2 separate regions of the Mus musculus genome follow, and region 2 is linked to region 1. A link is a loop called in an ENCODE intact Hi-C map of the cell type or tissue named here. Cell type or tissue: gastrocnemius. All regions are shown on one strand. Each heading gives the region's core, and the rest is flanking DNA. Links, peaks and the distances in the headings are about the cores only.

Region 1 (16,701 bases), core at 5,251-13,250:
TCATTCTCAGAGAGACTGTGTGTGGAGTGTAAAATTTGTGCTGGGTGAAGGCAGAGGCATCATTACGAAAACAACGCTGATTATTTGCCCACGTAGGCCTCATGGTGAGCTTTCTTCTTTCCTGAGTTCACCTGTGGAGAAGAAAGCTGGGTGGTGCTGTGGCTTCTAGATCGGGTCAAGTAGGGTGCTGGTATTGCTCATTATAGCATGTCTTCTGTGTGCTCTTACCCACCCGAGGCCCCCACCTGTTCCCTTTCTCCTGCTCTCATTGGGAAGAGTACAGCCAGGCTCTCAGGAAGCTCAGCCAGGAACTTAAGTTCTGTTTGCCCTAAGAAGCTGAGGCCTGCTGCATAGGGTCCCCAGTCAGTAGGTTTGTTCCCAAGGTCATGCGGGTCTGCTTTAAGTCACTGTAGCATGTTGAACCACTGTGAGTCAATGCCAAAAGCTCACTCTCTAATCCCCGCTTTCTGCCCCCACTGAGACCCCTTAAAGATCTCGAAACCTTCTCACCCCTCCACACATTGAGCCTTGCCTTCTCCCCTTCTCAGGACCCCAGTCTCCGCTCCTCTACGCAGCCGAGCGACCCCATTTCATGTTAAATACACCAAGCAATAGCCCTAAGGACCAGCATGCTCTAATCAGAACCGCCTGTCTCCGTAAGCTTCACCTAGCCTGGTCCGCCGCCATGGGTGGATGAGCCAGAGGCGCGGTGGGCTGGAGTTGGGGGACCTGAAACCACAGTTGGGGGCAGGGGTGGTGCCACCAGGTGCAGGCTCTCGCGGGGCGGGGCTGGGTGGGGCGGGAAGGACGCCCCCTGGTGCCCCCGCGGCTGCCGGCCTGCAGCGGGAGCGGGAGGGAAGCCGGATCTTGAAGTCTGTCCAAAGCCTGGGGTGACGAGTGGGGTCTGCCAGCTCCGCGGCTGCGCGGGGCCCTCGCAGTGTGGCGCTGGCCTGCGGCAAGAAGGGCGGTGGAATGAAGCACCGTCAAGACTGAAAACAAAGTCAGCAGGTCACCTGGCAGGTTCTGAGCGAATTACGCAATGAAAGCCCCCACACAAACTTTTTTTTTTTCCACTTTTTCTTATTTTTTTTGGTCTTAAGTTCCAAGGAAGCCGGTTGCAGTTTAAGGGTGGGCTGGGATCGAGTCAGCAGCTCTTCTAATGTGGTTAAGACTTTGCTAAACTCCTCCTCGAGGGCGATTCTCCCCTCCTCTTCTCTAAGTAATGGAATCATTGTGGGGGTGGGGGAGACTATAAAAGGAGAGATGCCAAGCTAAGTGCAAGCGTTCATAAGGTTCTGGGGCCCAGTCTAAGGCAAAACCTAACTTAGGTAATCTCCTCACATTCAAGTTCATCTTCCCCTAGGCCTCCTCACTGTGCTTCAACAAGCACCCGTCCAAAGGGTTAAAGCCGATCATGGCGCCTTGTTTTCCACGCTGACATTTGTGGCACTTGGACTATTTTGTTAACTAGGTATATGCAATTCACAGAATTTCACGGTAAATTCCCCAGACCAAATATTTGGCTGAACAAATAAACAACATTATCCATTCCTGAAAATAAGCCAGTGAAAGAAGGTTGGGGGTGGGGGAGTGCTTGCTAGAAAAAACCGACCTGAGCTGACAAGCCATCAAGCTAGGACCTTCAGTTTAAGTGCTGGTGATCTGGGGCTCTCTTTAGAGAACACAGGCTTCTCAGAGATTTGCTGAAGACCAGGCAGAGCAAAATGAGGTCTCCCAAAGGAGAATCCACGATGGGCTGTCCCCAAATGCTTGATTCAGGCGCCATACCTTGACTATAAGGGACAGCGACCTGTGGGGCTGGAGCAATGGGAAAGAGGCCTCTTTTGCAAGGAGTTTGGAGGAGCTGTGGAGTCTTGCTGCCTTGGCCCAGGGCTCTGATCTCCTCTCTCCACCTGCGCTCTCCAGGGAGCCGAGGCTTTGGCAAGCACCCCACTTCTATTTTTATTGGTTTCCACTAAGCTGCTCCTTTTGCAGGGCTGTAGGACTTCAGTAATTAAAAACAAAAACGAGTCCTGCTTCATCCATCAGACTTCCAAAAGCATATGCAATGCTGCTGTAGAAGAATGCAGGGTGATACAGAGAGAAAGTTAAGCTACTCACCCATGCCTGGGCCTTGAGTCTGACACACCTCCCAAACAAGACTACCTTCACCTTCAGAGAGAGATGCTGATCCAGAGGAATGCCCTTCTCCTGGCCCTTTCTGCAGGAGCAGAATCCCCACTATTTCTACCCTAAACCCAGCTGACCCTTCCAGAGCAGGGAGACACTTAAGAAGTGGGCCTGAGCTGGGAGGACTTAATTTAGCTGCTGGTAATGAGAAAAGTCAAAGGCATCTCCTACAAACACATCCTTTCAGAAAGCTCTTCCTGTCCTTAACTAAAGGGATCTCCCACCTCTAAGCCCACTGATGTCTTCTTTCCACCTTTTCTTCCTTTTGTTTCTTTCTCTGATTTTTTTTAAGACCTTAGTCTCATTTGTCCCAGGCTAGTTGAAACTTGCTATATAACTGAGCATGACCTTGAACTTGAGTTCCTTTAGCCTCTACTAGAGAGTCAGGAGCCCCAGTGTGTGTCTCCTCTCCCACTACACCCTGACTCAAGCAGGGAATCACACCCAAGGTTTCCTGCCCTCCCAGCAAGCCTCTGCCAACTGAACCACATCTCCAGCTAAGAGCATTCTCTGCACTGCGCCACCAAGTTAGTCTTTCTCCTTGAAGAGCCCCTGCTGCAAATTTCAGTTCCACAGGAAAGATCATATTCTGTCTGATCCTGGAGAATGGTGGAGGTGCTATCAGAGAAACAAAAGACAAGAGATCCATGACTCAGTAAATGCCAAGAAATATCAAAACACTTTCACAGAGCCTGCTTAAACACTGACCCTTCAGTAGCTCATCCTATTGCCAACTCCTTTTCCCTAACACAGTCCTGGGATGCTCAAAGAAAGCCTTCATGTGAGGAATAAAGGATAAAGGTTAACAGTCCCTTAACAATGGAGACTCCTACCACACGTTATATGTACAGAGTAGTCACTAAACTTTTTCAAGGTAGGGCCTACTGTTTGTTTTATTGGATAAAATCCAGCACAAAAAACAAATGAAAAAACAAAACAAAACAACAACAACAACAAAAGAAAGAAAGAAAGAGAGCTAGCTTTAATCCCAGCACATGAGAGGCAGAAGTAGGCAGATCTCTGTGAGTTTGAGGCCAGCCTGGGCTACATACTGAGCTCTAAGACAGCCAAGGCTACATAGTGGGACCCTGTCTGGGAGGGGGCGCAGAAACAGTAAAAACAAAGCCCTGCTTGAAAGGACACTGTGTATGTACAGGTTGGATTTGGTTCAAGAAGAGAAAGATGCCTGCCAGGACTGAAGACACTCTGGGGTATCATGAAGCCAAAGGTGGGAATGAGTCTCCTAGAGTCGAGATCTCTTCCTCCACAGGGCTGAGGCGCTGCCACTCCACAACAGGTGAGCAGAGCTAAGATGAGCCCGGAAGTCCCAAACCAAATTCTTTCACCTGATCTACTCCTTTCATCCACTGTTTCTGCAGGGCACGTGTCCTCCAGATGGCAGAGGGTGCTGCTTCCTTGTTAACATTAAATAAGAATGGAGACCAATCCATCCTGGCCATTGCCATCTCTCTGCCATCACTGGCTCCTGCCCCCACAGCTGATAACACCTCCAGTTGCCACCTCTGACTTTCAGTCTACCCACAGCCCCATCTCGACATTCAAGAGTATGGAAGAGGAAATAAGATAGAAAGGTCTTAGTTTATCTTTAAAATAATGACTCATTTTATTTTCTTTTAATATGTAGTTATAAATATATTTGTCAAAATATATGATCAATATGGTCAAAACATTTGCACGTAAAGTCATAAATAAGGTCAAGGTGAGTTGTTTAGGGTTTTTTTTTTTCTTTTCTGTCTTTCATTTTTTTTCTTTCTTTCTTTCTTTTTTTTTTTTTTTTTTTAAGATAAAAGTCCAGCTATAGGGAAGCAGTTTGTGTGGTATGTGTAGGTGGTTGAATGGGAACGTGTGTGTGTGTGTGTGTGTGTGTGTGTGTGTGTGTGTGTGTGTGTGTGTGTCCGCCCTCTGGACTGCCTGATCTCAGCGGCATCCACACCCCTCTACCACCATCTCCTGATAATTTTTCAACACCACCTTGTCATACTCATCCAGGTACAACATGGAAATGGCACTCAGTTCAGTGGGGACACAACAGGCCTTAGGGATACTAGAATTAACAGAGTTGACTAGGGTCTGCACAATGGCATGGTTGGTTGAGTTGAGGTGATCAGCCAGTGGAAAGGGACAGTCCCCGTGGCAGTAGAAGGCCTGGTAGCCGGGTGGGGCCACAATCCAATCATTCCAGCCCACGTCACTGAAGTCCACGTATAGTGAATGGCGACGGCAGTTCTTATTCTTCTTCCTGGACCGCTGTGGGTGATGCTTGGGACTACGTTTGGCCCTTCTGCGGGTCAAGGTATGGCCCCGGCCATCATGGCCAAAAGTGACCAGGAGGGGCCGGAGTTGGGCCCAATCTCCACTCCCTTGAGGTAACGATCGGCTGATTCTGACGTGCTGGCCCTGGTGGGTCCGTGTCTGGTGGAGGTGAGTCACCTCAATGGCCAGCCCATAATTGGGTTGCTTTTCCCGGGTCCAGCGAAGGACTGCAGGGCTCACATCGAAAGTTTCCCACCGTGTCACATTGTGATGGACTAGTCTGGTGTCCAGTAGTCGTGTGATGAGGTGTCCAGGAACCATTTCTGCTGGGGGCTTCATAACCTCATAAATGTTTATACGGTGGAAGCCCTGTTCCCAGTCAGGGCCCTGGTCCACCTGCTCCCGAAAGAGCCGGAGCTCTGCCGAGGAGATCACCTCATTCTCTGGGATGCTGCTGAGGTTGAAGAGGAAACGAAAAGCAGAGCTCTCACTGGTCCCTGGGATGTTCTCCAGATGTTCTAGGCACAGTTGAAAGGGGAAAAGAAAAGGCCCATGAGCTTTTCTGAGACAAAAAAAAAAAAAAAAACAAACAAACAAACAAAACAAAAACAAGAAACAAAAACAAAAAATAGCAGAATTGGTTGAATTCTGCTTATATAGTAGAAACCTAAGGGGAGGAAATTACTGTGCCTTTTAATTTGAAGGAGTAGAGTTGTGGAGCAGCTAGCAAACCAGCAAAACTTAGCTCACATTTGTCAAACACCAAAGACAGAAAGTATCTCCCAACCTCCTTTATATGCCTAATAATTTCCATGTGTCAACTCTTTTACTCCACCACCCTTGGACTCCCCTTTTAAAGCCCCCTCTTGGCTTTGTGTACAGTTTTCTTTACAAGTGGTTGTAAAGAAAAAGAGGGGCCACCCTCTCTCCCTCTCCACTTTTGAGTATGTTACCAAACATTTCCCCAGCGATCCTAGAAACACAGAGCACGCCTTGTTGATCATGTTACAGAAGGGAAAATAAATTCCAACACGGTAATGATGCTGGAGGATTAATAACTCAGATTTACTTTGGAAAAGAAACATCCGCTAGGAAACATTCAGATCGTATTACAAGGCCCCTATTGAATAAACCTGACAAACACACAGCTGTAATATTAAATTCAGTAGGTGCTTTGAACAAAACGGGCAGAAACCCTGGCTTTGATATAGCTAAAGCACACCGCTGGGGCTAGCAGAAGTCTGAGTGCTGTCAGTCCGCTTCTCCCAACGTAACCCCCTCCCCCATCACCACCACTACTTGGTCTCCAGAAAGTACCCTCAGAGGCAGCTCTGGAAAGTTGAAGGTAAGAGGCCCTGTTCCACAGTCTCCAGGACTCGGAGCTTTGATGTAACATGAACTCTTCTTCCCCGGGGGCTTCCACAACCCCTTCAGCTTGCCCTGCCAGCTGCCCACCCCCCACCCTCTGCCCCGGCGCTCTACCCCACCCTACACCGCCAGGACTAAGAGCACAAACTGACCTTCGTGATGGAAACTCCTCACAGTGTTGGCTCGGCTGGCGGGACGCTCCGGGTACTCAAGCCCGGTTCCCTGGCTCTGCTCTTCCTCCTCCTCCTCCCCAGACTGGAGCCGGTAAAGATCCCTCATGTAATCCGGAATGACGGCGCTCTTGCTAGGCTGCGGACGGCGGCGCAGCCCAAACATCTGTAGAAGTGTCGCCTCGAAGTCCCGCAGGAGCTCATGGCTCTGCCCTGAGCGGCGTCCTCCCGCGTGGCCCTGAATCTCGGCGACTTTTTTCTTCCCGGTCTCAGGTATCAAACTAGCATGGCTCGCGCCTCCTAGCAGGACTTGGCATAATAAAACGACCATCAGCATTCGGTTACCAGGAATCATGGTGTCTCTGGGGAGGGGGTTGGGGTGGAAGGTTAAAGAATAAATAAACACCGATCAATAGCGAGAAATAGAGATGTCTCTGCATATGCATATAGGGGTAGCAACCGACGGTCAAGATGTAAAACAGGTCCGAAAGATCAAGTTTGTGTTTTCTCCCTCACACCCTACACACACACACACCAGCTGCAGCCATGCACGGCCCGAAAGTAAGAATCGCCCTGTAATTACTTGGTCTAACTTGTTTACACTCAAATAACCCCAAATCAGATAGCCTCCATCCTGTCCCAACGGCTATCTGAGCCATGATCTCAGCGTGGCTTCTTCAAGGATAAACAGTTAACATTGAGGAGGTAAAGGGGGGTGGGGGAGGGAGAATTAAAATGCCATCGCTCTTCACTTCGGACCTTCAGCCTCCCCCCCACCTTCTCCACCCCCCCCCCACCCCCGCCCTTCCTCCGCCCTCCAGCCCAATTTCCACAACTTCCAGCTGGTTAAGAACAGGAGGAGGGGAGAACAGAGCTGTGCCGGCAGGGCTTGGACCGGGCAGCAAGGTCCAGTGACTGGGAAAAGGAGTCAGGGGGCTGCCCCAGTGACTTTGTGATTTATTTCATTGTAGTCGCTGCGTTGAAAATGCTCACTAAAGAGTCTTGTTCCCAGGGAACGGTAGGGGTGATTCCAAAACGAACATGGTTTTGTTTTTTTTGGTTTTTTTTTTTTTTTTTTTATGAGGCAAGGAACTGGCCTTCCCAGGCTAGTGGGACGGGACTGGGAAGGGAGTGGTTAGCCCTCAAGGGACAGCCCCAACCTGAGGACCTTTCATCTATTTGGTCCCTCGCGCTCCCTCTTTCTTGCAACGCAGCGGATCAGAGAAAACAGTGGGAGCGCTTTAAAAGGAGCCCGTACATTTCGAGTGTCTGGCCTTGCAGGGACCAGAAAGAGAACCATAGCGCTGCCTGAGAGTAGGGCGCGGGCACTGAAATGGAAGTCCGACGGGAGGGACAGACAGTGGTCAGGGATGGGAGGACAGAGTGAAATCCCAAGAAGGGGAAAGAAGAGGTGTCTACTCACTGACAGAAAACAAGGCATATAATAACAGTCCATGATTCTTGGGAGCCAATCTTGAACAAACTTGCTGGAAAGGCTCAGAGAAGCTGCGGCAGTGCGTCGCTCCGAATGGCACTACGGAATGGCTCCTAAAATGAATATTTGAATATAATGAGACTCTGGAGCAGACAGGCTCTGTTTTTCTTCCAGCCCCTAGGAGTCACGTGGACCCAGAGGCCCCGCCCCACTCACCGAAGAGCCCGCCCGCCCCTCCTCCATCCTCCCACCCCGGCTGGGTCCAGCCCCTGCGAGCGAGGCCAACCTCCGCGCCCGCAGCTGGAGCCCCAGCCGTCTGGGAGTTGTCCCCGCCTGCTCTGAGGAACTCTCGGCGGGACACCAGCCACTGGCGCGGCTCTCGGTCGTAGTCGCTGCACGCAGGGGACGTGGGGCACGTCTCTACCTGCGGCGCGCAGTGCAATGCATCTGGCCAGGTTCGGGGACGGGTTATCTGAAGCCTGAGGATCAGGGTGCACTTGAAGACGCGTCTCTTTACAGCGCCGACAAAGCTTAAGTGCAGCCGAGAGAGGAACCGAAAAGACAGTTTACCAAAGCCTCACGACAGCGTTCCATGAAAAGGAAAGCGCATAGGGACCCTCCAAGGGCGCGCGCGCGCGCGCGCGCACACACACACACACACACACACACACACACACACACACACACGCAAACACACTCGCACACTCCAGCACTTCCTCCACAGGGTCTCCGAGAGGCCAAATAATGCTTCTAGCGACAGGCAGCCGACCCCTAGCGGATCTAACTTCCAGCCAGAAGACTCTGACCCCGTCGCCAACTCAGTCCGCCGCGGGGGTGTCGGGGTTTGAGCGGTGTGGGAAAGTTAGAAGGAGCGGCTTCTGAAGTACTGTCTAGTAGCCCCGCCAGAGTCCCCGCACCGTGTCTGCCAACCTCAGCGTCCGCTCCAGCCAAGCAGATCCTTCAGAAACCGGTCGGCGGTGCCATTCAAGGCAGAGGGGGTGGGCGGGGGGTGGGGGGTGGACGTCTGAGCTTCTAACTCCGGACAGATTCCAAAACAGGCGTCGCCAAAGAAAGAGCGCATCACATTTTTTTTCAGATCTCAGAGTTGCAAAGGCTTTACAACTCCTACCCGGCACGGAAAGGAGACCCCAAGCGCGATCCCAAGCGTCTACAAACCCGAGAACAGCTTTCGGCCTGCACTCGACCTCTCCCTCTGGCTTGGCTTACTTTTTAAACCACCTCCACCCCCACCGCCACCCCCGCGCGCGCCACTTCCTTCCCCCACCCCTTTCCTCCTTTTGCACCAGCTACAGAATCGCGGCTAAGATTCCTCCAAGAAATTCACCAACACAACTCGGGTGGGGTTGGGGGGGGGGGTGACCTGACTATCCTAAGATGCCTGGCCTGTTCTAACCTCGGAAGCGCAACTCTTGTTCCAACAGGTCTTTGCACGGGGTCCATCCGAGGACCGGAGTCCCAGGACTCCCCCGCTCCAGAGCCCGCTCCACCCCGCCTCTTTGCCTCACTTAGGAACTCGACGTGTCCAGCTGGTTTTCAACCTAACCTCTCCCCCCCCCCCGCACCGGCCCCAGTTTTCGAGGCGGGGGGCACTTTCGGGAAACCTTTGAGAAAGAAGTGTAAAGGATGGAGAGTCACGTCCTTCCTGGCGGCGGTGGCTGCCCAGCGCCATCCCACACTGCTGCCCTGGGTGCAGAGACCGCGGGCGCCCCTGAGCGACAGTCCGCTCTCACCACCATCAGCGCAGCTTTCTGAGACGATTTCTCTATTCCCCGACCAGCGTCGCCGCTGGGAATAACTGGGAAAGCGCTGGAAAGGGCAAAGGGCTTATTGTTGATTTGTTTATTTGCTTTTAAGGGGGAAAGAGATGGCGATATGCTAGCGACTGGCGCACGCGGAGCGAGGGCACCGTGGAACCGCCGACGCTCAGGATCCCCGGACAATCCTGTGCCTTTGGCGGTGTGTGGAGCGCTCTCGACGTTAAAGCCCAGTAAATAGACGAAGGACTTGTTTCAATTTCAACTTCACAAGGATCCCTTTCTAATCACTCCTTTCTTCCCTGATTTTTTTTAATTAAAAAATACAGATCAAAGTAAATTTTCATCTCCTGGTATTTTTTTTTTTCTTAATGGGGTTGATACAGCTCCTGGAGGCAGTTACCCTTCACTTTCTCCCCAGAATCTTCTTCTAAAACCAAAATTTAATAGTAGCCTCGGTTTGCCAAATATGACCCTGCTAGTGATTCAACATCTCACAAAACCTTCAGTTCATAAACCAGGATACTAAAAAAACTATCAACCAAAGCCGTGGCGGGAAACCTTCTGAGTCCCCGGGGCCCAACTCCACTGCGTGTAAGGACCCCGCAATTCCCGAACCCTTTGGAGTATCGCAAGCTCCTCATTAGCCCTGCTGGCATGTCCGCACAGACACAGCATGGCAGAAGACCCGCACAGGTAGCCTTTCGGCATCCTGGCCACGGTCCGTCGAACCTTACACCCCTTCCCAGGGAGGGGAGAGTACCAGAAGGCAGAATGCATGGGTGCCCATGTCTAAGAAAATAGCTCCTGGAGATGGGAGCGAGTTCTGTACCTACAGTTCGCTAGCTCTCAGGGGCTGGGAGGGGGTGCGTTGGGGACAAGATTAGGTGACACCCCGCTCAAGGAAGCCTCTCTATCCCGGGTCGCGCTTTAGAGCAAAGCAGGACTACAGCCTCTTTTGCAAAGCTAGCTCTGGCTAGGTTCTCTCTCCTAATGAAGCAGTCCTCAGTCCCCCACTGGTGTTGAAACTTAGAGTTGACTCCCTCCTCTCCCACTCTTATAGTCTAAGTGGAAGCAAACCCACCAAACCCCACAGTTCTTCCCAATGACCTCTCTTCCAAGGCCTTCTCTCCTTCCCGCCTCTCCTGGCCCGCACCTCCCTAAAGTAGGTTGGATAGACGCAGTAACATATATGGAGGTGCCTTTTAGCCTCCATCATCCCACCTCCAACACTGTTGGAGAAGGAAGGAGGAATAGGCCAACTTTTGCCTCGGTTACAGCCTGAGCCCCATCCCCAGCTTCTACTACGGGTGCACCTCGAATCCTCAGAATAGCGCCCCTCTCCAGGTTGCCCTGCTCACCATTGGTTCCTGCAGAAGCGGGCTCGCCAGCAGCTGCTTCTGGGGACCTCTAGAAAGCTGCAATGAACCTGGTCGAGGGCCAGAGACTGGATCGCTGCAGGCTCCAAGACGGTTTAGACGAGAATCCCATCAGGGACGGAGACCAGATACTCAGGCTGGGTTGCAGCGCAGCGGCGTCTTAGGCTGGGGTCTCTCAGCTCGGATGCCGAACTCACCTAGCTTCCGGGCCAGGCCTCGCGCTCTTGCCTTCCCACCCTCCAGCACCACCCTCTCACATCTACTCCTTCCTTCTCTTTTCCCTCCCTCTCTTTCTTCCCTTCCTCCCCAGTCTTTCCCCCCAGCGGCCCCTCCCTTCTTCCCTCCTCCCTTAATCGCCTCCCCTTCTGGGGATGGGAGCCCCGCCCACATCCTCCCATCCAGCCACGGGGCCTCGCCTCGCCTGGCAAGGCCCGGGTCCGGAAGATTGCACAGCTCCCCAGCCCTCAGTTGCCACCTTGGCTGGGACCGATGCCTCCAGCTCGGGAAGCAGCCGGGGCTCACCTGGGGACCACGTGCAAGAGGTACTAGAAAGCATGCACCAACTAGTCTCTGTACCTTCCAAAAATACCCATGGGAGTCTGGGCTTCCCTGAGTTTAGAATAACTGCTGCCCAAACTGATGATTAAAACACTGAGTAATCACCATTTACCCCGAGTAATTAGAGATAATGAAACACCTCTAAAATCAGGTTATGGAGAAGGGAGCTGTTGGATTGGTTTAAAGGGTGGCCTTCCGTAAACTGTTAAAGGATTCCCAAACGTTGAAACAGGCTGTGAGCAGGGCTGTGTGCCCGAAGGAGATACCTCTTCAACTATTAGGAGGTGACTTTCCCCCCAAAAAAGTTTTTGTGAGATGTTTCTTGTGGACATTTGAGAATTGCACCAACCCCCCTTAAACTGGGTGCCCTCCATCGATCCCCCAGGTCTAACATTTCAAGTGCACAGAGGTAGTTTGCAGGCACTTGGCAGGCAAACAGGCCTAGGCCTTGTAAGACAATTAGAAAATCCTATTTATATCTCTGAAGCCTTCTTAACTGCCAGATGGTTATTTTGTTTGTTTGTTTGTTTGTTTGGGACCTTCCAGGAAGGTAACACAGTGCCTTTTAGGCCATGTAGAGAAAAAAACAAAGTGCCCTTTGGCCCCTTTTTAAAAGAAGGGAGATGAGGAATTGAGTCTTTCATAACAACAGTAAGAACAAGAGTTGGTAATCATGCTAGCTGGGAGGTGGAATGTGGCCGGCTTTTAAACCTTCCCAAACAGGAGCTAATTTCACACCCTGCCTCTGATGGAGCTGGGAAGGAACTATCAGCTTCATCTTTGTTTTTACAAACGAGGATGGGGAAGGTGAGCCAGGCTAAGAGTATTTGCCCAGAGCGCTGAAGGAAATCACAGCCTCTGCTAAAGGGAAAGCTGCAGGGAAGGGGTGAGGCCAGCAGCCCAGAGCTTCAGGTAGCTCTCAAAGGGCTGGAAGATAGCAATTTCCGGTTCTTGGTTTCTGGGGTGGGTGTTATACTCCCTTGTCACCACAAAGCAGTCTTGACCTAGGGCCGCTCATCTGACCTTTGTACTTACACACCTTCAGAATTTAAAAAAAAAAAAACAGGAACGAGTTCCTGTATTCTACTGGCCAGAGACAAAGGGTGAGAAGGAATGTCAGGTTGGAAGGAGTGTTAGAGGCTGAGCACAACATCCTGACCATCCCCAGCCTGGAGCACACTGTATGCCCCTGACTAAGTCCTTTCATTCCAATGGGTACCACCTCTCTCATCCAGAACAGAAAGATCAGCTCAGGTCTCCATGAGCCCTTTCTATTAGAAGACGATTGATTCCCTGCGTCACTGTCACTTTAGTGAAGTCACATTGGAAACATACCTTCTTTCATTTGAAATCGTTTCTAAGTACACCTTCTCTTTTAATCTCCGATTAATCAAGGTATGGCAATAACACCAGACCGAAAAGATGACTGAGAAACGTACCCACAGCTTCTAACACAGCCAAAATTACAATTAATTATTTAAAACAACAACACAAAATTAAAACTCCATTACATTACATTACTCTATTACATTACTCCTGGGGCATCAGGCTCTGTGCTCCCATAGCAGGTTGAAGGACGGATTCAGTGCTCACCAATGCCACTACATCAATCACTGCTGCTCCAATCATTAACACAATGTGTTCCTTAATATTTAAACTCACAAACAGCAGCGATTCGTTGTCCTTAGGGGTGCAGCTTTGCCTTTAATGGATTTGGAGGCACGGAGCGGGGGGAGGGAGAGTGGTGTTTGTTCATTTTTCTTCCTTACCCAAATGTTGTTTGAATAACAGCTATTGTCTCATTTTGCTGAAACCCAGACAATAAAGTGACCTTTGGCCCAACCAGTCTGTGAAACCCAGTCTGAAAGTTTCTAATTAAGCTACCTGACAAACCCTATTTAGAATCTAAAATGGATTTCTAGGTGTTTGATGGGAAAACCCAGCTGTTATCTCTGGGGACAGCTGTACTTCTTTCTTCCCCAATTTAGATGGATACAAACTAGCCAGGTAGAGTGGTGCATGCTTTAGCCCCAGAACTCAAGAGACAGAGGCAGCCAGATGATCTCTAGGTGTTCTGGGCCAGCCTGGTCTACCTAGCGAATTCAGGACAAGCAGGACTATGTAGAGAAAGACCCAACTTTAAAACAAAAAACAAAAAACAAACAAACAAACAAACAAACAAAACCTTACCCATCAGCATCTTTGCTGACCCAAGCAAACCTAGTCTTCCTTGTCTCCCCACCCCACCCCACTCCCCCACCCCCCGCCCCGCAGCCCCCACCTCCCAGTTATGCTAAGTAACAAATTAAGTTTGGTGTGGTTTGGTTTGGTTGGTTTTGAAGCAAAGTCTAACCAGACAGTGATTGCAGGTATATACCACCATGCCTGGCCAATGAATACTCCTGTTTTAAAAGTTATTTTACATATCCTTTCAGAGCTAATAAGTACCATTAAAAAATAGAAACAAAGACATTCTTAAGTAGGTAAGGGATATTTTTGAGTAAAGCTTTATAAACAGTTATCATTACGTCCAGAAATAGGTCTATAGCAGTGAAGAAATTTCTGCTTTGTTTTGTTTTGTTTTGTTTTGTTTTGTTTTGTTTTGTTTGCTTGAGACAGGGTTTCTCTGTGTAGCCCTGGCTGTCCTAGAACTTGATCTGTAGACTAGGCTCGCCTGAAACCCACAGAGATCCACTTGTCTCTGCCTCCTGGGTGCTAGGGTTAAAGATTTATACTCCCTGGCTCAGGAAAAAAAAAAAATTCTGATTCTGCAGGCATAGTACCTTGATTCTAGGTCCCAAATGGCATGGGGTCTTCAAACATCGCCATTTAGATGTCTATCTTAACTATAAGGGAATACTTTGAAGGACACTCCAGCACCATGGCTAACTTTTGCAAGTAATAAAACAGATCAATTTAAAACGAAATTAGAAGCCATCTTTGTAATAACCTAGATCCTTAGTTCTCTCACGTGGATATTACCATAATTTCTCCTTTGTTCTTGAGCCCTTGCAACGACCCACTTCAAACCCTTCTTCTGCAGATGAGATTCTAAACTTAACAAAATCCTCCAAGGTCTCAGAGCTCATAAGTGATGGACCTCGAATTCAGACCATATCATCTGTCTCTTCCTCCACAAGTCTTGAACAGGACCAGCAGGAATGTGGATGCCTGTGGCCACAGCTTCCAGCTAAACAAGACTTGTCCCAGCAGGTGCATCCAACCTGCAGCCCGTGGGCTGCATGCACCCAGGGTAACTATGAGCGTAGCCAAACAAAAACCCATAAACTTGCTTAAAACATGATGGGATTTTTTCCCCCTTTGAATTTAATTTTTCCAGCTGTGATTGTATGATTTTCCAACAAGAACTCTGCAGATGACTTCATCATGACACGGGATCAAAAAAAAAAAAAAAAAAAAGACACATCTTCAGGGGTTTCCCAGGCCAAGGAATCAGTTGCTGCTTTGCCACTGGTGATCTCAGACCTGCTGTGTCTCTGACTCAGCTTCCCTGGTGCTGGGATTGTAGGGATGAGTGACCCTGCCCTGGTGCTGGCACTGTAGGAGTCTGCCACCCTGCCTGGCTCCCAAGTTATCAGATGGCAGAAGGAAATGGAAGAGACTGAGGAAGCTAGATTCTTCCCATATAACCAGCCCATCTTAGGACAAGACTTTCCTTTGGCCTCCCCTAAAAACAGGCTGGGGTCTTAAGAAAGAAGCCAATCTTCTCTGTGGGTCAGGGTTTCCTCATGAAAATGTAGGGACCAGCAGGTTCCATACAAATTTCTCAGGGCCCAGGATTCATCTTGGTTAAACCATAGTCAAATTGCTTAACCCCTAGCACATCTATTTCCTCCTTCATAGTCTGAGAATAATTTTTATTTCATAATGTTCTTATAAGCTTAAGTGAATTAATAAAATAAAATGGCAGGAACAGCATGGTTCAGTAAATATTAGCTAGTATTATTCTTTACAGGGTACTGACCAACTGAACAAGGCCGAACATAAAGAGATGTATTTAAAGTTTTAAAAATTGTACTGAAGAAATTTACTTAAGGAAATATGCACGTGTGCAAATACACATTCACTTGTACAATTAATATGACAACAATTGCAATTTAAAAAAAGAAGTTGTCCAGAAGCTTCTAAAGGAAGGGATTGTGTCTCGCATACTTTGATCTTTCTGGTGCTGCAGACATCTCGGGTATTTGCTGAACAAAAGCTGTTGTTTGCGTGACTAACATTCCCTAAGTTGCTACTCATGGGGTATGTCTATGTAGATTTGATCCATGAAAATATCTCTGGCAAGATAACCCATAGCCATCAGTCACAACTACCAAAAAGCATGAAATGATAGGCCCCCTGATGTCCAAAATATCTTCTTGTGACACTTCTGATTTTTACAAACCCTCACTTAAGAAATGTCTCTCTCCCTTTTTCTGGCTCTGAAAGTATTTGTGTAAGTGCTAGGAATTAAGTCTGGAGTCTTACACATGCTTGGTGAGCATTCTACCACTGAACTACATTTCAGGCCCCAAGAAGAAATTTAACCCCAGTTGTACAGTTTTTTTTTCCTCACAGCATTTAAAATTTTTGTCAACCCTTGATTTACCTTAGCCAAATTAAATAATAGAGGCTGAGCGTATAACTCAGGGGACTTATCTGGCATCTTTTAAGCTCTGGGTTTGATCCTCACACCATAAGAAAAAAAGGAGAAGAAAAAGAAAAGAAAAGAAGAGAGGAGAGGAGAGGAGAGGAGAGGAGAGGAGAGGAGAGGAGAGGAGAGGAGAGGAGAGGAGAGGAGAGGAGAGGAGAGGAGAGGAGAGGAGAGAAGAGAAGAGAAGAGAAGAGAAGAGAAGAGAAGAGAAGAGAAGAGAAGAGAAGAGAAGAGAAGAGAAGAGAAGAGAAGCAAAGGTAATAGTAGTATTTCAGTCCTGTGCTTTAAAATGTTTTGTCCTTCTGTTTTTAAAAGGAATATGATTCCTTTAAACAAAGAATCGTAGCTGAGCAATGGTGGTCCCAGCACTGGAAAGGCAGAGACAGGTAGATCTCTGAGTTCAAGGCCAGCCTGGTTTACAGACCTGAGTTCTAGGACATCCGGGCCTGTGAAGAGAAACCCTATCTCAAAACAAAACAAAGGTGAAACAAAACAAAAAATTCTTTCAAACTATAACATCAAAAAAGGACAGCAAATTCTAATTGGAGCCCTAGTGATTTCAGGCATAAAACAAGACACTATGCTAACATGTGATGCATAGGTGACATTTAGGAGCTCTTTGTTTTCCAAAACTGGTCCTCACATAATGAAGGATTCTGAGGCTGCTTCTCTTCAAACATGGTCAGCTGTCCCTACCTAACTTCATAGCAGACACCCTGTGGAGAAATAAATCCTTGCCATCCAGTGTAGGAAAATGTTTAAAACTCTGGAATGTCTTTGTTCTCAGCCCACAGGTCCTTCTCGTTCTCCTTCTCTGCTTGGTGTACATGACCGTGAGACCCGGACAAGAGTGTAGCTTCACTAGAGGATACCTTTTAGAAACAGGCCCTGCCTA
Region 2 (13,145 bases), core at 4,913-12,912, 340 kb after region 1:
AAGAATAAGAAAGATTATGGAGCTGCACCCAGACCACCACCAAGCCGGGGAAAGCATCCAGAGGTAGGAACCGCCTACAACTCTGCGGTCAGCTGTGCCGTGAATTCTTGTTGTCCAGTGAATTCTCAGTGCTTTTTGCAGCCTGGGAACACAATCTGAGGATGCCGATCTAGGCGGGTGAGATATGAACCTGAGGCCCATCTCTAAGCTGGAATAGAGATAGCCATACAATACGATGCTTCCAGGTGAGAACTCATATTTGCTTAAATCCAAAGGTGAGATCTCTCTAGAAGTCTATCGGGCATCTTGGAGTCACAGAAATCTTGGCAGTGAGATGGCCCCGTAGGTTAAGAGCTCTTGCTTCTCTTATAGAGCACGCAGGTTTGAATCCCAGCACCCACATGACAATTCACAACTGTCTGTAACCCCATTCCCAGGGCATCCAACACCCTCTTCTGGTGCACAGACACACATGTGAATAAAATACACATAAAACAAACAAATCTAAGAAGAGAAAGTCACACTCAACAAACAAAGCCACAGGGCGCCATTATATTACATTTCCTATAAACAACAAACAAGGTCGGTCTTCTATGCCTACAGTTCCCAGCGCTACAGACTGAGCTGATCTTGAGCAAGCATATTTGAAAACGTCACATCTGCACTGGGCAATAAAGACTCTTTTTTTTTTTTTTTGGTCAGTATTTCCTTAAAACAGAGAACAACTATTCATACTACATGGCCCACTCCATCATAAATAATCTGAAGATGGCTTAAAATATACAAGGGCCACAGAAACACCACAGGGGGTACAGGTCCTAGCCCAAGGATCCAAGTTCAGCTCCTAAGGCTAAAGTAAAAAGTGGGGTGTTGAAGCTAGAGACATGGCTCAGTGGTTGAGAGCACTGTCTGCTCTTCCAGAGGACCTGAGTTCAATTCCCAGCTCCCACTTGGCAGCTCACAACTGTAACTCCAGTTCCAGGGGATCCTACACCCTCACACAGACAGATATGTAGGCAAAACACCAATGAACAGGTGTGAGATGAAAATATTTTTTAAAAAGAAGTGTGTTTTGGCTCCAATCTATAATCCTGCCACTCCTACTTCACAGTGTGAGGTAAAGACTGAAGGATATTCTGGAAGCCTACAGGCACCCACCCTGCAACAATAAGACCCTGATTCCATAAGCTGAGAGGAGAGAAGGAATGACTGAAGGTTGTCCTCTGACCTCCACCCAGGAACTTGCGCACGCCCACACACAGTGATGGCGGCAGCAGTGGCGAGAATGTGAGCAAGTTAGATATTAATATGATACCATTTTGTATTAGAAACTTAACCGCCGGCAATGGTGGCACACACCTGCAATCCCAGTACTTGAGAGGCAGAGGCAGACAAATTTCTGAGTTCAAGGCCAGCCTCGTCTACAAAGTGAGTTCCAGGACAGCCAGGACTGCACAGAGAAACCCTGTCTCAAGAAAAAAGAAAAGAAAAGGGAGGGGAGGGGAGGGGAGAGGAGAGGAGAGGAGAGGAGAGGAGAGGAGGAACTTAACCACCCAAGAATTGGGCACCCACAGTGGGTCCTGTATCAAATCTTTTTCAGAGAGATAGATTGTACTTTAAACTGTTTAAGGCCAGGGAAAATGACTCAGTCAGTAAGATGCTTGCTCTGCACGTGTAAGACCCTGAGTTCAGATCCCCCAGAATCTGCATAAACAGCCTGGCATGATACTATGAGCCCTTAATCCCCACACTGGAGAGGCAGACATAGTGGTCCTGGGGTTCCCAGTCCAGCCAATTGGTAAACTCCGGGTTCAGTGAGAGAGTCTGTCTCAAAAACTTAGATGAAGAGTGACTGAGGAAGGACACCCAGTGTCAATCTCTGGTCTTCCCACCATGCACACATGTGCACCATGTACATGTATACCAACATGCTTGCACATAAGAAAATGCTTACATGTTTGTTGTTTATCTGGGGGAGTCAGGGGGTCCCAGGTATCCTGAGTCACCTTGGGCAAGTCTATATCTAAGGAGATTCCAGTGGCCTGGGGCAGCCTTGAGCTAGCAGCTAAGGACTGCAAGGAGGTGGCCTTCATGGAGACCAGTGGCCACGGTGTACCAGCTCAGACTAAGGACACATGCTCCTGAAAGAATGGAGTATGTGTGGTAAAGTACTGGTTTCCCTGGCATGACCACTGGCCACTGACCAAGTTAAAAATGAGTCTCTTATCTCCCTCCTGGCTCAGGGGTTTCTCCTGGAGGAAAGGTCGAGGAAGGATCAACCTGTGGGATAGGCTAAGGAGCCGGACAACCCAGAGAAAATGTTCTCCCACCTCAGGTAATAAACGTATTCCTTTCCCCAAAAAATACCGTTAAAGATATATTTTTTTAAAAATCTTTAAAATAAAAAAAAATACCTTTAAGCTGACCTCCTGCCAAAGTCCACATCAATTATACAGCTTCAGTCAGGCGGATGCTCGGGAGGGGATAATGTTACATCCAGCTGGGTACTTTGTAGTTAGCACAAATGTAATATAACGCGCAGCAGAGTTCGTCAAGTGTCTGTCTGGATTTTCAGTTTTCATTAGCGCCATAATTAAAACCACATTTTCAGCTCTATTACCTGTAACAAGAAAGGAATGAGAAATGAGGTTGCCAGGGTCAGGCTTTTCCAGCTATTTATCCTGAGGATCTGCAGGCCACAAGCTGTTGAATTTGCTGTAAACCAGAGCGAGTGGCCCAACGTCGCACCCCGACCCATCCTGTGTGGCTTGGGAGGCACATTTATGAGGTCACTTCCTTTGAGTGGCCACTGGGCCTTGATGTCTGCAGTGCACACAGGAGGCGGGCAAACCCACATTCCACCCCAGGGCTGGAATCAGCCCGTGCCCTAGGAAGGGACTTTTCTCCTGTGCAGACCCAACTGGAGACAAGGGCTGGACTGAGCAATGGCTCAGTGGTTAGAGCACTGCTCTTGCAGAGTACCTGAGTGGGTTCCTAGTACCCATATCAGGCAGTTTACAACTGGACACCTCGGGCCTTGTGGGCAACTGCATTCACATGCACGTACCCACACACATATACATAATTAAAGATAAATAGTAACTCTTAAAAATAATCCAAAGACCATAATAAGGAAAAGAAACAAAGAGAAAAGGACTCAACAGAGACACATCCTGAACAGCCCCAGGATATCCAGTCCTCAGACAGCCTCACTGAGGACAGCAGTCCTAAAGCCATCAAGAGCATCACGCAGGAGGGGGCAGGAGGGGGCTAGACTGGCATGGGAATGTTACCCCCAACACACACACACACACACCACTCCTGTGACCAGCACACACATGCACACACATGAACTTCATAAAGTCCACCCTGCATGCAGCAAACCTTGTCTCTCAGCTTCAGAGCAGACCCTGGAGCAGATGCTGGGATCCTGGCCAGTCCCTACCACTGTGCTGGGCCCATTCGCCCTCACTGTTCTCTCCCGTGCTGGGGTGTTTGTGTGTCTGCTTCTGCCTCCTCCTCCTCTGCCACACAACCTGTTCCCGGCACAGTGGCCAGACTTCATTACTGCTCTTCACAAACCCTCCGGTGGCGGGACTCCAAGCCTCTCACAATAGCTGCCTGGGCCCTCACCGTGCATTTGGAGGCCCCATCCCTCTCCTCCCTCTTGTCCTGGGGTTTCTCTCATTGCACCTCCCACAGGCCTCTTCCTCTACGTTTCAGGTGCCCCGACTGGGGCTGGCAGTTCCTGTCCTTCTGCCTGGAATTCACAGGGATCTGAGAATTTCAGACTTTGCCTACTGGAAATTTCTCTTTCTTTTTTACTGGGAAAGACTTTCTGGCCACCTAACTTCATGACCCGAGCCACCAGTGTCCCACGCACACAGCTAGCCACGGCAGCGTCCATTTCTCCTCCTGCTTCTCTTCGCTTCCACATATGGCTATTTACTAGTTGGCATGTCCCCAGTCCATAGAGCCCAACCGCAGTAAATAGTCAACGATGTCAAGAGAATGCCAGGGAGAAATGACTAGGGTCGGATGGCAGCAGTTGTCTTTCTTGGGAGGTTGCGGGGTGGGAGTGGTGACTAGTCCCCTGCCACTCAGATAGAAAGTGAGGAAACCAACCATTCTCAGACCCACCATCCTAAAGATGGGTGTATGGCAAGTCCTTGGAGTCTGCCCAGCAAGCCCTCCACAGCAAGTCTTCAGTAGCTCTTGATGAGTAGCTCAAGCTGGACTCCCACATGTAGGGGCAGGGATCTCTGACACTTACCCAACAGCATTGTCCTCCTAGCAACCCATTCCAGGTCCTGGGCAACTAGGCTGGCACACTGAGTCCTGACTTTGATGGTTAATTTGGATTCTCCTTGGCTGGGCCACAAAACCCAGACCCAGAGTCAAACACAATTCCAGATAGCTGTTCCAGAAAGCATTCGGGAAGGAGATTTGTACCCAAAGTTGTGGAGTTTGAATCAAGCCAATGGGCTTCTGTGACCTAAGTGGCCCTGTCCGATCGGAATGGGAAGTCTGCATAGAACAAAAGGCTGGCCTCTCTTCACTGGAGGAACTCTGCATCCTAGGTCCTTCAGACATGAGAGGCAGCCCTGGCTCTCCCCCTGTCTCCAGTGGGACAACTCAGGAGGTCTGGATTCCCCAGCCTCCATGATGTGTGAACCAATGCCTTACAATTCATCTCCATTTATCTACGTGCCCATTCTCCTCGTTCTGACCCTGGGGGGTGGGGGTGGGGGGAGCTTGATTAAAACACATGCCTAAGCTGTGAAGAGTACATTCTCCTGGGGTCGACCTCCTTCCAAGACCCACTTGCTTGAGAAACATGAAGGTACAATCAGATGGGAGTTCTTCCCAACATCACCCAGTCACTCCACTTCCAAGGACACCCTGGTGGTCACTTCCCCTGTATAACAAAATAAAAAATAAAATAAAAAAAAACCCTTCTTTGCCGGTTTATTCATCAAAATAAAGTGACTTCATTGTTTGGGGCCTCTGGGAAGAGCAACGCACTGTGGCAAGAGCCATGGTCAAGCAAGCAGCTTCTATCAGGAAATGAGAAGCACACAGGAAGAGGTCGGCTTGGCCAGGGAGAGACTCCTGTGGGTAAGGACACTTGGCCTCAAGCCTGATGACCTGACTCTGACTCCTGGGACCCATATGACAAGAAAACTGACTCCAGCAGGTTGTCTTCTGACACACACATACAGAGAGAGAGAGAGAGAGAGAGAGAGAGAGAGAGAGAGAATAACTTTAAGAGACCTGACCAGGTATGGTGGTTTGTATATTCTTGGACCAGGGAGTGGCACCATTTGGAGGTGTGGCCTTGTTGGTATAGGTGTGATCTGGTTGGAATAGGTGTGTCACTGTGGGTGTGGGCTTAAGACTCTCACCCCAGTTGCCTGGAAGTCAGTCTTTCACTAGCAGCCTTTGGATGAAGACATAGAACTCTCAGTTCCGCCTGTGCCATGCCTGCCTGGATGCTGCCATCCTCCAGTGGTGATAATGGACTGAACCTCTGAACCTGTAAGCCAGCCCCAATTAAATGTTGTTTATATAAGACTTGCCTTGGTCATGGTGTCTGTTCACAGCAGTAAAACCCTAACTAAGACACCACGGTTCTATATTATCTTCAAAAGTACATCCTCAATGAGATATACTTCTCAGGGCTGGAGAGATGGCTCAGTGGCTAAGAACACGGACTGCTCTTCCTAAGGTCCTGTGTTCAAATCCCAGCAACCACATGGTGGCTCACAACCATCCGTAATGAGATCTGATGGCCTCTTCTGGAATGTCTGAAGATAGCTACAGTGTAGTTACATGTATAATAAATAAATAAATCTTTTAAAAAATCAAAAACAAAAGAAATGAAAAAAATCAACAACAAAAAAAAGGAATCTGAAAAAAAAAATAAAGAGAGATGTACTTCTCAATGAGAAAGGCTAAAGCAGAGGACAAAATTAGATCCACTAGGACCGGGGTAGGTGCAGGAGAAGTGGGAATTGCATTCTCAATGGAGGCTCTTAGGGAAGGAATGCCTACTTCCTTCCCTGTTTTTGAATGACTCCTTACAGCTCCCAGCATGCAAGTCATTGCCACCAAGAGCTTAAAGACTTAGACCCTTGTTCCTGAAGGTCCCATCACCTCCCACTAGTGCCACCCAGAGGCCAAGTCTCTAACCCAGGGATATCTGGACCTCTGGTGGACACTTTACCCAGTGCACAGCAGCTGTGGGGATAGGAACATACTTCTTTGTTTATGATGCCATTGTGAGCCATTTTAGTAGGAGCGATAATGCGGCTGCAGATGTCATGTGTAAACATTGCATCGTGGCTTTGTGCTCGTGTGTGAGTGAGTCTGAGAGGCTGCACGGGAGCAGCGGTTGAGAGTAAGGCTGGCCTGTCAGCACCCCAGTCAAACCGCTGAGTCAAATCCACCAACCCCCTACATTTGATGTCTGTAAAAATGGATGCAATCATAGAAACGATCAGAGGGTCTACCAGACCCTGTGGAGAGACGCAAGTGGGGCTCGCGTTATGCCTGGGAGTGAGGCTTCTCTGAGAATCCTGTTTCTACTTACTGCTGCGTCCTAACCCAGCCCTCAAAGAGTCTTCTGGAAACGTGTACAACGCTTTGCACTTAGCCTCTGTGGGTTGCAAGTAAATAGCAGAAACATCTTAGGGGAGACCTGAGTCCCAGGGAGCTGGCAGTGCAGTGGAGGGGAAGATGTTCTCTTGGTGGACTGAAGCAGGGACCTCAGGCCCCACCTACAGACTGGTCTCTTCTACAGTAGCTCCCCAGTGGTCACGTCCCTCGCTGATTACTTCCTTATGTTACAAGGCCCTCGAATTTTATTGCCAGGCAGGCTGTGAGGGAACTCCACATGTTACTCATGGATTCAGAGAAAAAGTGATACATAAATGCCCACTCCAGAAAAATATCAAACTTTGTTTCTGGCCTGAAGAACTAAAGAGAAGAGAGGATGCATTGTGGTGAGCAGGTAAACGCAGAAACAGGACATAGCTCTGGGCGTGATGGACTAGGAAGAATGGCGGAGGGGAATGGCTTCTCTGTCAACTTTTACAACTACTTGTTTCTATGGTGGAGGGCAGTGGATCCTTGCATGCCCCAGTGCACACACGGAGAAGGGAGGAGAGCTTGCAGAAGGTCAAGCTCTCTCCTTCTACTGTGTGCATCCCAGAAAGTCACCAGGCCCCTTGGCAATTGTCTTCACTGGTCGTCTTACCACCCACGAGTGACTTCTTAATGCCATGGGGTTACTTCAGAGGGTTGGCGATGGTTTGCAATACTGTCAATAAGCTAATTAAGTTAGACATTTTCAAATGGTGGGTTTCATGATATGTGAAATTATACCATAATTTGATTTTTTTGTTAATTAAAAATGTCTGGCTGTGGAGAAACCTATTCAGATGGGATAGACAAAAAAGAAAAGGAAAAAAAGAGAGAGAGAGAGAGAAAGAGGCCAGCTCTTCTGAGAGGCTTCTCTGATACTGAAGACTAAGGGACCAAAGGGAGCCAGCCAGCCCAGGAAGGTGCAAGGGAGCTGAAGGGAGCCAGTGCTGGGCAGGGCAGATTTGCTGTTCCTCACTTGTCTCCAACAGGAAGGGAGAGGGGGTGAGGTTAAAGCAGAGGAAGAAAGCAGGTCCCCTAAGACCCTGGGAGGTGCAGGAGAAGTGGGAAATGCATTTTCAATGGAGGCTCTCAGGGAAGGAATGACTGCTTCCTTCTGCCATTTTTGAATGACCCCTTGCAGCTCCCAGCGTGCAAGTCATTGCCACCAAGGGCAAGGCAAGAGATTCCAGAGAGCTCGTTCTAGCAGCTCAGCTTTCCCACTTTGAACAGAACTGTAACCAAAGGTTACAAATTACAAGATAACTTTGTTACTAGGGAACAAGCAATCTGCAACAATGAGTTTCTTGTCTGTCTGTAAAGGGGTACAGGATCTCCTAACTACAGAGTAAGAAAAAGGGTTTCTGGCTTCTTGTCTGGGGCCAGCGGCTATGCTATTATTAAAACAGGAGTGCCCTCTAAAGGTAAAAGTCTAGATTGCAGTTTACTATTAAACCCAGCCTGGAACTGGATTTAACAGTATGACTGACAAATGACTGTCAGCCACATTCCACTGTGGCAAGCCAGTTCTGTGTTACTGGAACCTGGAGGGAAATATATAAAGGAAGAAAAATTAAAAGTTTTTTGTGCAATTATAATATAAACAATATTCAACATCTTCTGTCTTGAGCAATATTCTCCCTCTGTAGGCTGAAAGGAGAGAGACGGGAGAGAGAGGAAGAGAATGAGGAGAGAAAATAAAACAGGTATTCTAGCTTACAATGTGATTGTTAGGAGACAACATGTGGTGGGATGGTCATCTCATGTTTGGCAAACTACAAAGTAGTTTAGAAATGCAAGACTGTGATATCTAAATGAACAACAGAGTGATACCAAGCCTTCTTGGTCCCTGTGGTAAGGGCATGAGACAGGTGGAGTCCAAGACACCAGCCATTCAGCTGTAGTATGAATGTATTTGAAGAAGTAATGATATGTGGGGAGATTGGGCAGAGAGACAGAGAGAGGTGAGGTGATGGGTGCAAGCATGAAAATATGCTGTAAGTTTTTTGTTTTGTTTTGTTAATTTCATAGGGATGGATTTTTTTTTTCAGAACAAAAAGTCACCAGAAACAAGTATCTAAGTGGTACACACCACAGCTCCCTTGCCCCCAGCACTGGGGAGGGGGATCTATTTGGGAAAGAAAAAGAAAGGGAGGGTACGTGGCACCTCTAAAAGTGGCATCGACGTTTGTAGTGGAGCTCACTCCTTTAAAAGATCCAGGCCACCTTAAGTACCAAAATGAGAAAGTGTCCCTGAGAACTACAGGAGTTGGGGGCTTGAGGTAGATGAAGTCCACCCTGTCTTTATGCAACCTCTGACTGATAGCCATTACAAACCCAAACCTATTCACTAGACAGAATGCTGCCCAGCTCCACCCTTATGTAGCTTTCAACTCTGACCTGTCCTCTCCGTGTTGGCTTTGGTTCCCTCAGTCCACGTGGGAGCCCACAGGCTTTTTCACTCACTTCTCATCTTACCTCCTGCCTCGTCAGCCAGGAATGAAGTAATAATTCACCCGGTTGCTGGCATTCCCATCCATTTGACTGCTCCTTGCCGGCTTCACCATTCAGGCCTTCCAGTGTTGAACTCCATAGCAGAGCAAGCCAAGGAAGGGGACCTGCCTCATGCTGGCTTTTTCAACTCAATGAAAGTCTGGAAAGCAAAGTGAGAGACTATGGCCCACTGGTTTCTTCTTTCTTTGGATTTTGTGCTCTTGTGAGGCTGGGCTGTTTGTAGACTGCATTTCAACTTCAGCCTAGAGAGGGCTTTCACACAGTTTAAAAGAAAAGGCGACTGTTATGTAGAAGCTTGTTAATACAATGCTAAAAAAATAAGTGTGGTTCAGTGAGACCCTGGGTTTCATTCTCAAAACTGGAGGGAGGGGGCAATACTGTGAATGTGTCACATGCATGATCTCACCACTTAAAAGGCTGACACAGGAAGATTGCAATTTCAGAGTCTTGATATGTTGCTAGCCTGGGGGTGCTAAAAATGCAGATGAGGGTACAGGGGGTGATGGTGGGCATGGGACAGGAGAGGAAGGGAGGGGAGGGAGAAGAAACCATGCTGAGATATATCTCAGTAGTAAGCACTGTGTAGCATGTGGCCCATGTCCCAACATTGCAGGAAAAGGAATTAAATAAATATATTACTGGATTCGCTTTTCCTAACGCTAGCCTGCTGTGGTGGCCTTTGAAATATCATATCACTTTTGTGTCCTCAAGTTTGTTCTGTCTGGACTGCAAGGGGCCTGCAGCGCCCCCTATTGGTTGGTTGGTTTAGTGCCAGCTCATAGAGGACACAGGTTCTGACACAGTGTAGAATGCCCCAATGAAAAGGGTTCCAGCTACTTCAACTGCAATGATACAGCCACAAACAGATTTTTCACATCAGAAAGAAAAAAAAACTTATTTTGGAAGAAAAGATCTTTCTCTTTTATTATAATAGAAGGTTTGACATTTGAAATGGGGAGGCACCCAAGACGAGAGTGGTCAGGGGGAAGGCTACACACATGGGGAGGCACCCAAGACTAGAGTGGTCAAGGGGAAGGCTAAGCACAAGACTAGCAAGGAGGTCAGTTCTCAGAAAGACATCCCACAGGTCAAAGCCAGGGATACCTAAGTAAAGTAGACACTTGTGGGCCCGTGATAGGTAGACCTGTTCCCCATTGAGCTAAGGCTCAAAAACCTGGTGATCCTGAAGGGATGGTAGGCGCTTCTCCTGGTTCCCAGGGACTAGGCTCCTGTCACTAGCCTGAGCCCCCACAGATTGGTGGCCATCAGTCACATAAGGGCAACACCTCAAGCCCCCACAGGTAGAGGATGTGACCTGTAGTCACATAGGCTCAAGGCAGAGCTCCATTTTAATGACGTAACTAAAGGCCTGGAGGACTTAGCCAATACACTCTCCTTCCCAGACACTCCTCCCGGCAAAAGGCATTTAACCTCAGGCCCACCCTGAGAAATAGGGTATGGTTTTACTCATTCTCTTTCTGAAATGACAATAAGTGCCTTAAAACCATGGACTGCCTCTTTTCATCAGGATCCAAAGACCTTTGCCTACAGAGCCACCATCTAGTCTCCCCTAGAAGGCCTCTCTGTGCTCCCAGCCACAGCTGCCACCAAGCCCAAGACTGCTGCCCATCAAGTCAAGAACTCCCCCTTGGGACCAGCTAGAGTTCTCCCCGCCCCGGGGTCCTGAGCCACATCCAGCCTATGGGCCCCCACTCCATTCTTAGCTCTTCCTCTGCTCCTAGTGGTGCCTGGGTGTCCAAGAGCCTAAGAACCAGACACCCCAGCCTCACCACAGGCCCAGGAACTCCTACACTAGCTCTGGCTGTCCCACGCCTCAGACTGTACTTCCCCACCCCAGGAGTGTGTCCCAGGCCCGGGGATGGCGTGGGGTAAGTGTGGTCAACTCCCCGTGTCCTGCCTCCCCGAGTGGCCAAGCCTTGTGGTAGAGCAGACGGGGGACCCCATAACCTTACAGACACTGATGGGCCCTAAGCACATGACAAAGCTCTGAAAATGAGAAAAATCACTGGGTTAGCGATCTGGAAGCGTCACGGTGTGCAAGGTGGGAATGAGAAAGGAAGCCATGGAAAACAACATTGCAGGACACATCAGGGCTATCAATTCCTAGCAAGGGCCATTTGCATCAACGTTAACTAACGCGTCTTTAAAAGGGCTAAGACACTGAGCAAAACAAAATATGTTTTTACATGGTACCTGCTGACATCCTCAGCTTAATGTCCTCAGGCAGGGGTCAAATGAGAGGCTGAAACCACATCTGCCTCCGTCACATATTGCATGCACACTCACCACAGCTGGCCTCTGATTATGAAGCCCCTTCATGCCCGCTTGCTCTTACTTTTCTATTGGCTCTTTTGCAAGCGCTTCCTCCGGACAGGAAAGTCTCCACTCTGCTGTGATGTGCAGCATCAGGACTCCAGGCGGCTTGTTGGGGCCTCACTGTGTTTACCTGTGAGGGAGGATGAACGGCTGAGTCAGACCACCTTTGTGAACTTCCAGAACACTCCATTAGATGACGCACAAAGGGTCGTATATTGCATGATCCCATTATCTGAAATATTCCAAATAGATACATCAACACAGTCAGGATACAAACCGGTCTACAGTTGCAAAGGATCGTGGGAGCAGGGATAGGCAAGAAGGCTGCAAGGAGTTTTGCATTGGCATAGTAGGAAGATATCAGGAAGAACCAGAGATGGTGGTGGCTCCGAGTGAGTGAACTAAATACCACTGAACTGTTTACCTGAAAAAAAAAAAATGGTGAATTCTATAAGAATTTCTCCTTGAGTAAGTTATAAAAAAAAAAAAAAAAAAAAAAAAAAAAAAGCCCAAGATTGCTTAAAGTGGAGAGATGCTTGATTTTATACGAAGGGCAGAAAAGAATTCTGGAGGGGGTGATGGAACTGCTGTTTGCTTGGCTGAGGCTGTAATCGCTGTCTGCAACAGCCCAAATTTGCATAGTGATGTACAAATAAGCATGATTTTTACTGTATGTAATTACAATTTACTGTAAAAGCAAAGATGCATCCAATAGAAACAAAATCAATGCTACTGTCTTAAAGCTTCTATTCCTGAAATAAAACGCCATGACCAAAAGCAAGTTAGGGAAGAGGGAAGTCAGGGCAGAAGCTCACGACAGGAACCTGGAAGCAGGAGCTGAAGCAGAGGCCATGGAGGCACGCACTCACTGGCTTGCTCAGCCTGCTTTCTTATAGAAGCCAGGGCCACAGCCGCAGGAATAACACTGCTCATTGATCTGGGACCTCCCACATCGATAATCCCTCACAAAAAAGCACCACAGGCTTGCCCATAAGTCAACCAGATTCAGACATTTTCTCAACTGAGGCTCTCTCTTCCCAAATGACTCTCGCTTGTGTCACATTGACAGAAACCTAGCCACCACAGTTACTAACTAAAATGTGCTGCAGACCACTTCCTGAGAAATAGCTATTACATAGGACGGACCAAAAAGAAATCTATTCTGAAATATTATTCTCCTGAAATAAAACCACATCGGCTACAGCTGAAAGGAGTCCACACTGCCCTCCCCCACTCCGCGTACTCGCTGCTCACCGTGTGAGGATTTGATGTGTATAAGCTTGTTAGAGGTCCTAAAGACTTTTAAACATACATATGTAAAATCATCAATGGTATATAACCAAAGAAAAGTGGAGGTGGAGAAGCAGTCCCTGGTGCTTGAGTTCAAACAAGCTGTGTGTGAGACCAGGCGGCATGTCCAAGGTTGATTGGATAAGAACCTAAAGTATTCTTGGCAATAACGTTTTTGTTACTTTGTTTCATTTTGTTTTTCTACACTTCAAAGGTCTTCTGGCTGTCCAGTGACGCTTGACAAATGCTGTGAACCCTCTTGGCTCAAAATACTATTTTGTCCTTATCCCCCATAGTCCTGTGGAGTTGAATGGGCTCAGCAGTACAGTTCTCGATAGGGAACATCATGGGATGGGATCGCT

The links. Hi-C counts contacts between places; a loop is a spot of excess contacts. Peaks named below come from ENCODE experiments on the same cell type or tissue, not always from the same donor. Only the 100,000 strongest peaks of a DNase experiment are listed, where the experiment ranks them.
Region 2: it touches region 1 in a loop (2.1-fold over the local background); 10 of 42 quality-filtered maps call a loop at or near these places.

Annotation. Positions count from the first base shown.
Region 1 is chr14:46,379,731-46,396,431 of GRCm38, forward strand. Bmp4 (bone morphogenetic protein 4) reads right to left here and starts at 10,939. Exons shown (of 4, transcript NM_007554.3): 1 at 10,574-10,939; 2 at 7,426-7,550; 3 at 5,985-6,364; 4 at 3,795-4,982. The coding sequence starts at 6,357. The coding sequence ends at 4,129. It overlaps Gm15222 (predicted gene 15222), which reads left to right and starts at 7,748. Exons shown (of 1, transcript NR_166856.1): 1 at 7,748-9,552. It overlaps Gm15217 (predicted gene 15217), which reads left to right. Exons shown (of 4, transcript NR_037981.1): 2 at 549-656; 3 at 3,347-3,487; 4 at 3,570-3,878. RefSeq lists promoters at 6,354-7,970, 7,523-8,521, 8,614-10,571, 10,622-13,253, 10,622-12,028. In gastrocnemius, for the core only: CTCF peaks have their summits at 8,240 and 9,175; DNase peaks (open chromatin) are centred at 7,728, 8,124, 8,260, 9,055 and 1 more place; H3K4me3 peaks cover 5,948 bases; H3K27ac peaks cover 5,620 bases.
Region 2 is chr14:46,716,039-46,729,183 of GRCm38, forward strand. No RefSeq gene overlaps it. Among named protein-coding and RNA genes, the nearest start is that of Cdkn3, 38 kb to the right of the region's middle. In gastrocnemius, for the core only: CTCF peaks have their summits at 6,192 (motif pointing left), 8,058 (motif pointing left) and 9,899 (motif pointing left); DNase peaks (open chromatin) are centred at 6,198 and 9,904.